Linked DNA regions of Homo sapiens: region 1 is linked to region 2. A link is a loop called in an ENCODE intact Hi-C map of the cell type or tissue named here. Cell type or tissue: CD4-positive, alpha-beta T cell. All regions are shown on one strand.

Region 1 (4,000 bases), 110 kb after region 2:
CCACGCTTATTTAAATCACATCCCAAGTTGTTCTTGGTGGGGGTTGGGGGTGGGGGATGCGGAGAGATGAAAGGAAGGGTAAAGGAAAGGGGAAGGAGAGGAGGGAAAGGAATGAAAAAGGAAAGGGGAAACAAAAAGAAAGGGAACTATTTTTCTTTGGAAGGCAGTTTAGGAACATGTAGTCAGTGAAGCAGGCTCTGGTAATTATAAAGAGCAAGCTTCAGAGAGAGGCAGAAGAATCAGTACCCATTCATTATTAAAATCAAATATACAGTTGAGTGTTCAAAAAAAGCATGCTCCTGAAATTCTAAGCTATCAATACCAAAATAGTTGTTAAAGGATCCAGAAAGGTCCATTTATCTTTTGCCAGAGAAACGAGCTGCTGAAATTCTTGAGATTCAGATCCAAAGTTAAGATAAAAAGGAGGAAGTGGAGGTGAAGAAAGGAAAGTAAATTCTCCTTGGGAGTCTATTGACCAACCATCTACAAATCTTATGATTAAATGCAATGTGGTATCCTAGATTGGATCTGGGAACTGAAAAACGACATTAGTGGGAAAACGAATGAAATCCAAATGAAGTTTGGAGTTTACTTAACAGTAATGTACTAATGTTCATCTCTCAGTTTTGACAAATGTACCATAGTTATGTAAGATGCTAACATTAGGGGCAACTGGATCAAGGATACACAGGAACTCTCCGTACTATCTTTGTAACTTTCTTCTAAGTCTAAAATCATTCCAAATAAAGTTTATTTTCAAAACCCACGGAGGGCCTTTTCCTCTTGGAAGTCCCCTCTCTCTCACTAGAGAGCAAACTGTTTTCCTTTCTCTTTCCTTCTCTTTCTTTTGCCTATGAAACCTCCACTCCTAAACTCCTCGTACGTGTCCATGTCCTAAATTTTCTTGGCGTGAGACGACGAATCTCAAGTATTTACCCCAGACAACACAGCCACTTCATACTGGGGACCTCGTCTGGGATACCAAGGTACAACATTCATTGTTACAACATGCAACATCTGGTGGAGGCAAACCAGTGTTACAACCCATCGGAATGGCTCCGACAGCAATCAAACTCCAAATGGTGCTGTACACCGAACCACACATGGACACACCTTTCATCTGAAGACCCTTAGATTGACCCCAGGAGGAGCCCTAGCTGCTGTTCCACACACAATGCCCCTTTTCAGCAGGAAGGAGCCAGAAAGAGTTGTCCAACACCCCCTAACAGCAGTTAGCATTACCATTCCAGAGGAGTGAATGATACAGGAGTTAAGAAATTACTTAGGCAGATAGGGAGGGTATGGAAGTCCTCAGTAAGGTTTTCCTTTTTAATGAAAAGCAGCCCCAAATCATTTTCTAACAAAGAGCAGCCTGTAAAGTTGAGCTGCTGAAATAGATAAGCAAGCTGAGCGCTTGCACAGGTGAATGCCAGCAGGAAAGAACTACCTGGAACTAATCATGTTCAAAATGAAGCCTCCACCTTCCCTTCTCTGCCAGCCACATATACAGTAAGGAGCAGACAAGATGGCGCCAGCTAAGGGGAGAATGCATTTGCATAATAAGATTAGGGTGGGGCAACCAGCCTTCCCCACTCACTATGTAAACATCACACCTGATCAAATCAATCTGTGAGCCCTATGTAAATCAGACACCACCTCCTCACACCCAACTATAAAATCTGGGGCATCCGCTGCTGCTGGCCGGCCTTTCCTCTCGCAAGTCCCCTCTTTCTCACGAGAGAGAGCTGTTTTCCTTTCCCTTTCTTCTGCCTATTAAACCTCTGCTCCTAAAAAAATAAAATAAAATAAAAAACATGGATTTGCCCTAGCTTTAGAAAAATTGATGAATCAATTATGAAACACAACAAATGTCAGGTTTTTCAAACTGAAATGCTGCCATCTCTTGGAGAGAAAGAAATTATCAATTCCTATAAATGATTCCTGTAAATCAACATGGTGCTCAAAGGAAATGCTCAATGGAGCATGTCAGATTTCAGATATGGATGTTCAACCAGCAAATATATAATGCAAATATTCCAAAATCTGAAAGAAATCCAAAATGCAAAACACCTGTAGTCTCAAACATTTCTGATAAGGAATACTCTTATAATACCAAAATATAATAGATATCTTCTATTTAATCTGAATACTGTCAAGGATGAAGGCTCTTGATTAATGAAGTAGGTTCCTGGGCTGGTAAACCTGGGCAACTTACACATCTAACCAGGTAACTTTCAAAGAATAAGCTTATGAAAATCTAACTTAAGTTATTAAAATATGCAAGTGAAAGGTCTCTATATTGTGTAATAACTTATAAAATGGTGTAAACATGCATGCATCATCTTATTTCTCACAACAAAGCTATGCAGACGATACAACTGTCATACCATTTTGTAGATGAGGAAATTGAGGTTTAGACCGATTAAGCAACTTGCTCAAGGTCATAAAGTAAAAGGTAGAGCAGAAATTGGAACCCAGCTCTGTCTGAATGTATAGCCTGAATCTTCAATCACCTCTCTTTTCTCATAAAACACACCAGTTCTCTGTATGTTTATTTTTTTTTTTTTATGTTTTGTCAAGATGGGGTCCTGCATTGTTGCCCAGGCTGGCCTTGAATTCCTGGCCTCCAGTTATCCTCCTACCTTGGCCTCCCAAATTCCTGGGATTACAGTCATGATGAAACACTGCACCCCCACTCCTCTGTTTTAAAATGACACTATATTGATAGTGTTATCAGCATGACATGCTGATATGGATGGAAAAAAGTGATCTACATACTTACTAACTAGGGGAAAATCCAGGTGATTTCAGTGAATAGTATGGAACATGTAGAGTATATGACACAGTAGAACTCTGGAGACTGAAAACAATGCTTATGTTCTAATTCCAAAAGGAATCGAGATTTTAACAGGATAACGGTGGTCACATCTAAAGGTTATTCAGGCTGGGCATGATGGTTCGCACCTGTAATCCCTGCACTTTGGGAGGCCAAGGTGGGAGGATCACGCCCAGGAGTTCAAGACTTTTTTTTTTTTTTTTTTTTTTTTGAGACAGAATCTTGCTCTGTCACCAGGCTGGAGTGCAGTGGCGCGATCTCCGCTCACTGCAACCTCCGCCTCCCGGGTTCAAGCGATTCTCCTTCCTCAGCCTCCCGAGTATCTGGGATTACAGGCATGAGCCAACATGCCCGGCCAGAGTTCAAGACTTTTCTGAGCAACACAGGGAGACCCCCGTTTCTACAAAAAATAATTTTTTAAAAAAATTAGCCAGGTGTAGTAGTCCTTGCCTGTAGTCCTAGCTGCTCCGGAAGCTGAGGGGTTGAGGCTGCAGTGAGCCATGATTATGCCACTGCAGTCTAGCCTGGGCAACAGGGTGAGACCCTGTCTCAAAAAATAACAACAAATACTAAATAAAGGTCAAAGGGGCTCTTCCCAGACAGAGAGACAGGAAGAAGTCTAAAAGGATGTAAGAGGACGTCACAGGACTACTGCCTATCTGGCTCTCAGTGTGGGAACATCCACTCCACAAAAGCAGAGAGCATTTGCTTCCTGGTACAACTTCCTTCCTGCATTCGGCCACAGGTTCTTTTCGGGCACTAGGAAGATTGTCAGTTGGCTCGTTCATTCATTTATTGAACTAATATGTATAGGTGATACTTACAGGTGATAAAACAACATGAACAGATAAGGTCAATATTTATAGGCAATAAAACAACAACATGGACAGATGAGGTCCCTGCCCTCATAGAACATATGCTCTAGCAGGGAAAACATAATAAATAAGGTGTACGTATTATAATTTCAGGGAGTACATTATGTGAAGAAAAATATAGTGGAACAAGAGAACAGAGAGTGACAGGGGTGGTGATAATTTTAGATAGGGTACACAGAGAAGGCCCTTTTGAAGAGACCGATGACTCTTGGACAGAAACCTAAATAATATGACAAACCATAAAAATGATCTGGAGAGTATTCCAGACATAAGAAATTGCAAGTGCAAA
Region 2 (4,000 bases):
CACTCTTGGCATTACATTCAATTTTGGATACCCAGTCTGAGGAATAGAGATGAACTGGAGAGCCAACCTCCAAAAAGATCTTGTGGTGGAGGAATGTTAGGGCTCTTTATCCTATACAGAAGAAAACTCCTCGGCACTTCAAATATTGCCAGGTGCAGGAAGAGTGACTTGATTGTGTGTTGCCCCAAGAGACACACTGAGCTCAATACCCATTACTGAGACTGGCTTGGGGCCAGACATTGGAACCACTGAGATTAGCAACCTACACTCAATCCCCCAGGTCAGGCAGAAGCTGGAAGACTGCCTCGTTAGGAATGTTGTGAGGGAGAGGAGGCTGAATCGGTTCCAGTTTTATTTAAAAGTAGCCAGGAAATCAGGTTGCGATGATGCGCATTTACAGTCCCAGCTACTTGGGAAGCTGAGGCGATAGGGTCACTTGAGCCCAAGAGTTTAGTCCAGGCTGGGTGACAGCGAGCCCTTGTCACTTAAAGCCAACCTAAGAGAAGAGCTTATCCTTTTGGAAAAACAATAGAAGACAATTCTGAAAACCAAATTCTGAACATAGGCTAGTATAGCAAGCAAGCAGGGATAGCATAGAGCCATTTGCTCAACTTCCAGAAAGAGTTACTCTGTTCATCTCTAAAAAATCTTGAAAAGGGCCGGGTGCGGTGGTGGCTCACGCCTGTAATCCCAACACTTTGGGAGGCCGAGGCAGGTGGATCACCTGAGGTCAGGAGTTCGAGACCAGCTTGACCGACAAGGTGAAACTCCGTCTCTACTAAAAATACAATCAACCGGGCGTGGTGGCAGGCGCCTATAGTCCCAGCTACTTGGGAGGCTGAGACAGGAGAATTGCTTGAACCTGGGAGGCAGAAGTTGCAGTGAGCCAAGATCATGCCACTGTACTCCAGCCTGGGCAACGGAGCGAGACTCCATCTGAAAAAACAAAACAGAAAAAATCTTGAAAGGATACTAAGTCTGACACAAGGAAATTAAGTCATGGGACTCTGACCAGATATTCTGTCTACTTCCTTCTCTGCTATGGGCAACTTGGAGGCAGCAACTACTATCAGTTTATCTGTAATGTGAGAATTTATATTACATAACAGATACTGGGGATATAGGATACCATGGATTTTAGTTAATACATTTCCTCATAGAAAATAAGGAAATAACAGTCTTGTTCCTGTCCTAACAATTCTGTTAGACTAATGATCTCCAGTGATTGGCGATTTGACCTGGTTTCTTCCTGGACTATTTGAATGGGTGGATTTGTTGGTGCATCTCTTGTCTTCTTTCCTTTTCCATTCTCCTTTATTTTTGTATTTACATACTTGTATGCAACTTTGTAATCTGATTTTCCCATGTAACATTTTAATTTGATGGGTGGTCTGCGTGTTCACTGGAAAACATATATATATTAAATGTACATTTATGTATATATATAAAATATACATTCATATATATTATATATAATATACATTCATATATATTATATATAATATACATTCATATATCTATCTTTTATATATATATATAGACAAGATCTTGCTCTGTCGCCCAAGCTGGAGTGCAGTGGCATGACCACAGTTCACTGCAGCCTTGATTTCCTGGGCTCAAGCGATCCTCTCACCTCAGCCTCTTGAGTAGCTGGGACTATGGCACACACAACCACACGTGGTTCATTTTTTGTTGTTTTTTGTAGAGACAGGGTCTCACTCTGTTAACCCAGGCTGTTGTATTTTCTTTAAGATTGGTTTAAATTCACACGGACTCCAGCATCAGAACTACCCAGATGTCAGGTTCTGGGCAGAACTTGGGGCAACTGATGAAATGTCTGCTCAGCTGAAGTCAGACACCTGGACACTTAATGCCCTCTTTCCCTGGCTGATGCTCAGTTTCATTTAAGAACCAGGAGAGCCTGATGTTTGTAAACACAGCTTTAGTGGAAGCACGAGGGTTAGGAGTCCCTAGAAAGGTGATATGAAGCCTAGGTGGATGTGAGGGTTGGTGAGATGGGAATTGCACAGCATAGAATCTGACACAGAAGGTACTCAGAAAATTTCGTTTTCCGGCCTGGCGCGGTGGCTCACGCCTGTAATCCCAGCACTTTGGGAGGCTGAAGCGGGCAGATCATCTGAGGTCAGGAGTTCGAGACCAGCCTGGCCAACATGGTGAAACCCCGTCTCTACTAAAAATACTGTACTAAAAATACAAAAAAATTAGCTGGGCGTGGTGGCGGGCGCCTGTAATCCCAGCTACTCGGGAGGCTGAGGCAGAGAACTGATTGAACCTGGGAGGTGGAGGTTGCAGTGAGCCGAGATCACGCCACTGCACTTCAGCCTGGGTGACAGAGCGAGACTCCATCTCAAAAAAAAAAAAAAAAAAAAATTAGCAAGTTATTTGCAGCGTCTATCTCCCACCACCCTGACTGCTGGTCCACACCATACTGTCCCAAGCTTCTCAGGCTGCGGTGCAGACGAAGAAATCATCGCTATGCATGCTGGCCTTGGGATGGGGGCGCAAAGCCCCTGGACGCGCCCCGCCTAGTGGGCGGGAACGACTACAGCCCCCAGCATGACCCGCGGCCGCCCATGCCACGCCCCGCCACGCGTGCGCTTAGGCGCCGCTGAGCGCTGACTGGGTGCGAGTGGGGAAGCTGCTAACCCGACCCGGATTGGCGCTGAGGTGGCCCGTGGGGCAGGTGAGTGCGGGGCGGGAGTCAGCGGAGACCCACCGGCGCCTACAAGTTCCCCTCAGGCGGGGGCTGCGGGGCGGCTGTGGTCGGACTGTCCGACCGAGGGTCGTATGGGCCGAAGGCGCCCACGAGAGAAGCACCGCCTCGGGCCGGAGAGCCGCCGGGCCGACCTTGCTCGCGTCGCCGTTGGAATGGGGGCCGGGGACGCGGCGGGGCGGGGAGGTCGGCTGCGTCCTCCGGTGCGGCCGCCCCTAGACGGCCGAGGCCACCTCAGGTGTTCGGGGCGCCAGCCGGAATCCACCGCGCTGGCAGCCGGGAGCGGTTTTACGAAAACCGCGCCTGAGGCGGGGGGCTTTCTAAAAAGAGCCTGGCTGGCTCTGGCACCGGGACAGCTGCAGACTCCTCCTCAGGTTTAACTTGCGGTTTTCCCTTTAAGATTCAGATCCAGGTGCAGAACCCGGGCTCGGATCCAGGCCCGAGACTCGGAACACCGGTGTGTTTGCATTTTAGCACGGGGGAAACTGAGGCATACGTTAGCCAGAATCATCCGGTGTGGTTAGGACTGGAATTTTGAAAATTATTCTCATACTTAGTTTACTGACCTAGGCTCTTTTTTATTTGGAAAGAAAAATAAAGATGTTTCAAAGGTTGTTTTCAGTGACTGGGTGACTAGTGTATCTTCCAGTCTCACGCTGCACGTTTGTGGTGGGTTGATGGCTCTTTTTTGTTTTGCGGTGGGATAGAGATGTCCTGGAATGTTCTACACCTTTCTTATTCTTTCTTAGTAAATTCAAGTCAAATCAGACTCTGATTCACAAAAACTCATTTTCAACTTCGACTCGTTTACTCGTAGTTTTTGTGACAGGTTTGTGATTAGGTTTATAGGTACATATGTTTCCCGCTTTTCTTGCTCTTTTAGTTCCAATTATCTCTGCACTCTAAACAGTTGAATTACATCTTTGTTTTTACACTATTTCTGTTCTTGGTGATTAATTTGTAATTCTTCTTTTCTTTTCTTTTCTATTTTTTTTTTAAGACGGGAGTTTCGCTCTTGCCCGGGCTGGAGTGCAATGACATGATCTCGGCTCACTGCAAGCTCCGCCTCCCGGATTCAAGTGATTCTCCTGCCTCAGCCTACCGAGTAGCTGGGATTACAGGCGCCCGCCACCACGCCCGGCTAATTTGTGTATTTTTAATAGAGACGGGGTTTTTCGCCATGTTGGCCAGGCTGGTCTCGAACTCCTGACCACAGGTGATCCGCCCGTCTCGGGCCTCCCAAAGTGCTGGGATTACAGGCGTGAG

The links. Hi-C counts contacts between places; a loop is a spot of excess contacts. Peaks named below come from ENCODE experiments on the same cell type or tissue, not always from the same donor. Only the 100,000 strongest peaks of a DNase experiment are listed, where the experiment ranks them.
Region 1: a loop joins it to region 2, with 2.3 times the contacts of the local background. A loop is called at or near these places in 7 of 110 quality-filtered maps.

The regions. Positions count from the first base shown.
Region 1 is chr22:40,477,721-40,481,720 of GRCh38, forward strand. All of the region lies in intron 3 of MRTFA (myocardin related transcription factor A), which reads right to left. Among named protein-coding and RNA genes, the nearest start is that of MRTFA-AS1, 42 kb to the right of the region's middle. In CD4-positive, alpha-beta T cell, CTCF peaks have their summits at 1,819 and 2,018; no DNase peak of the experiment used is centred here.
Region 2 is chr22:40,367,985-40,371,984 of GRCh38, forward strand. It overlaps ADSL (adenylosuccinate lyase), which reads left to right. Exons shown (of 13, transcript NM_000026.4): 13 at 1-1,383. SGSM3 (small G protein signaling modulator 3) reads left to right here and starts at 2,610. Exons shown (of 22, transcript NM_015705.6): 1 at 2,610-2,704. RefSeq lists an enhancer at 2,296-2,505 and silencers at 2,656-2,765, 2,826-2,995. In CD4-positive, alpha-beta T cell, a CTCF peak has its summit at 2,487; DNase peaks (open chromatin) are centred at 2,617 and 3,027; H3K4me3 peaks cover 1,555 bases.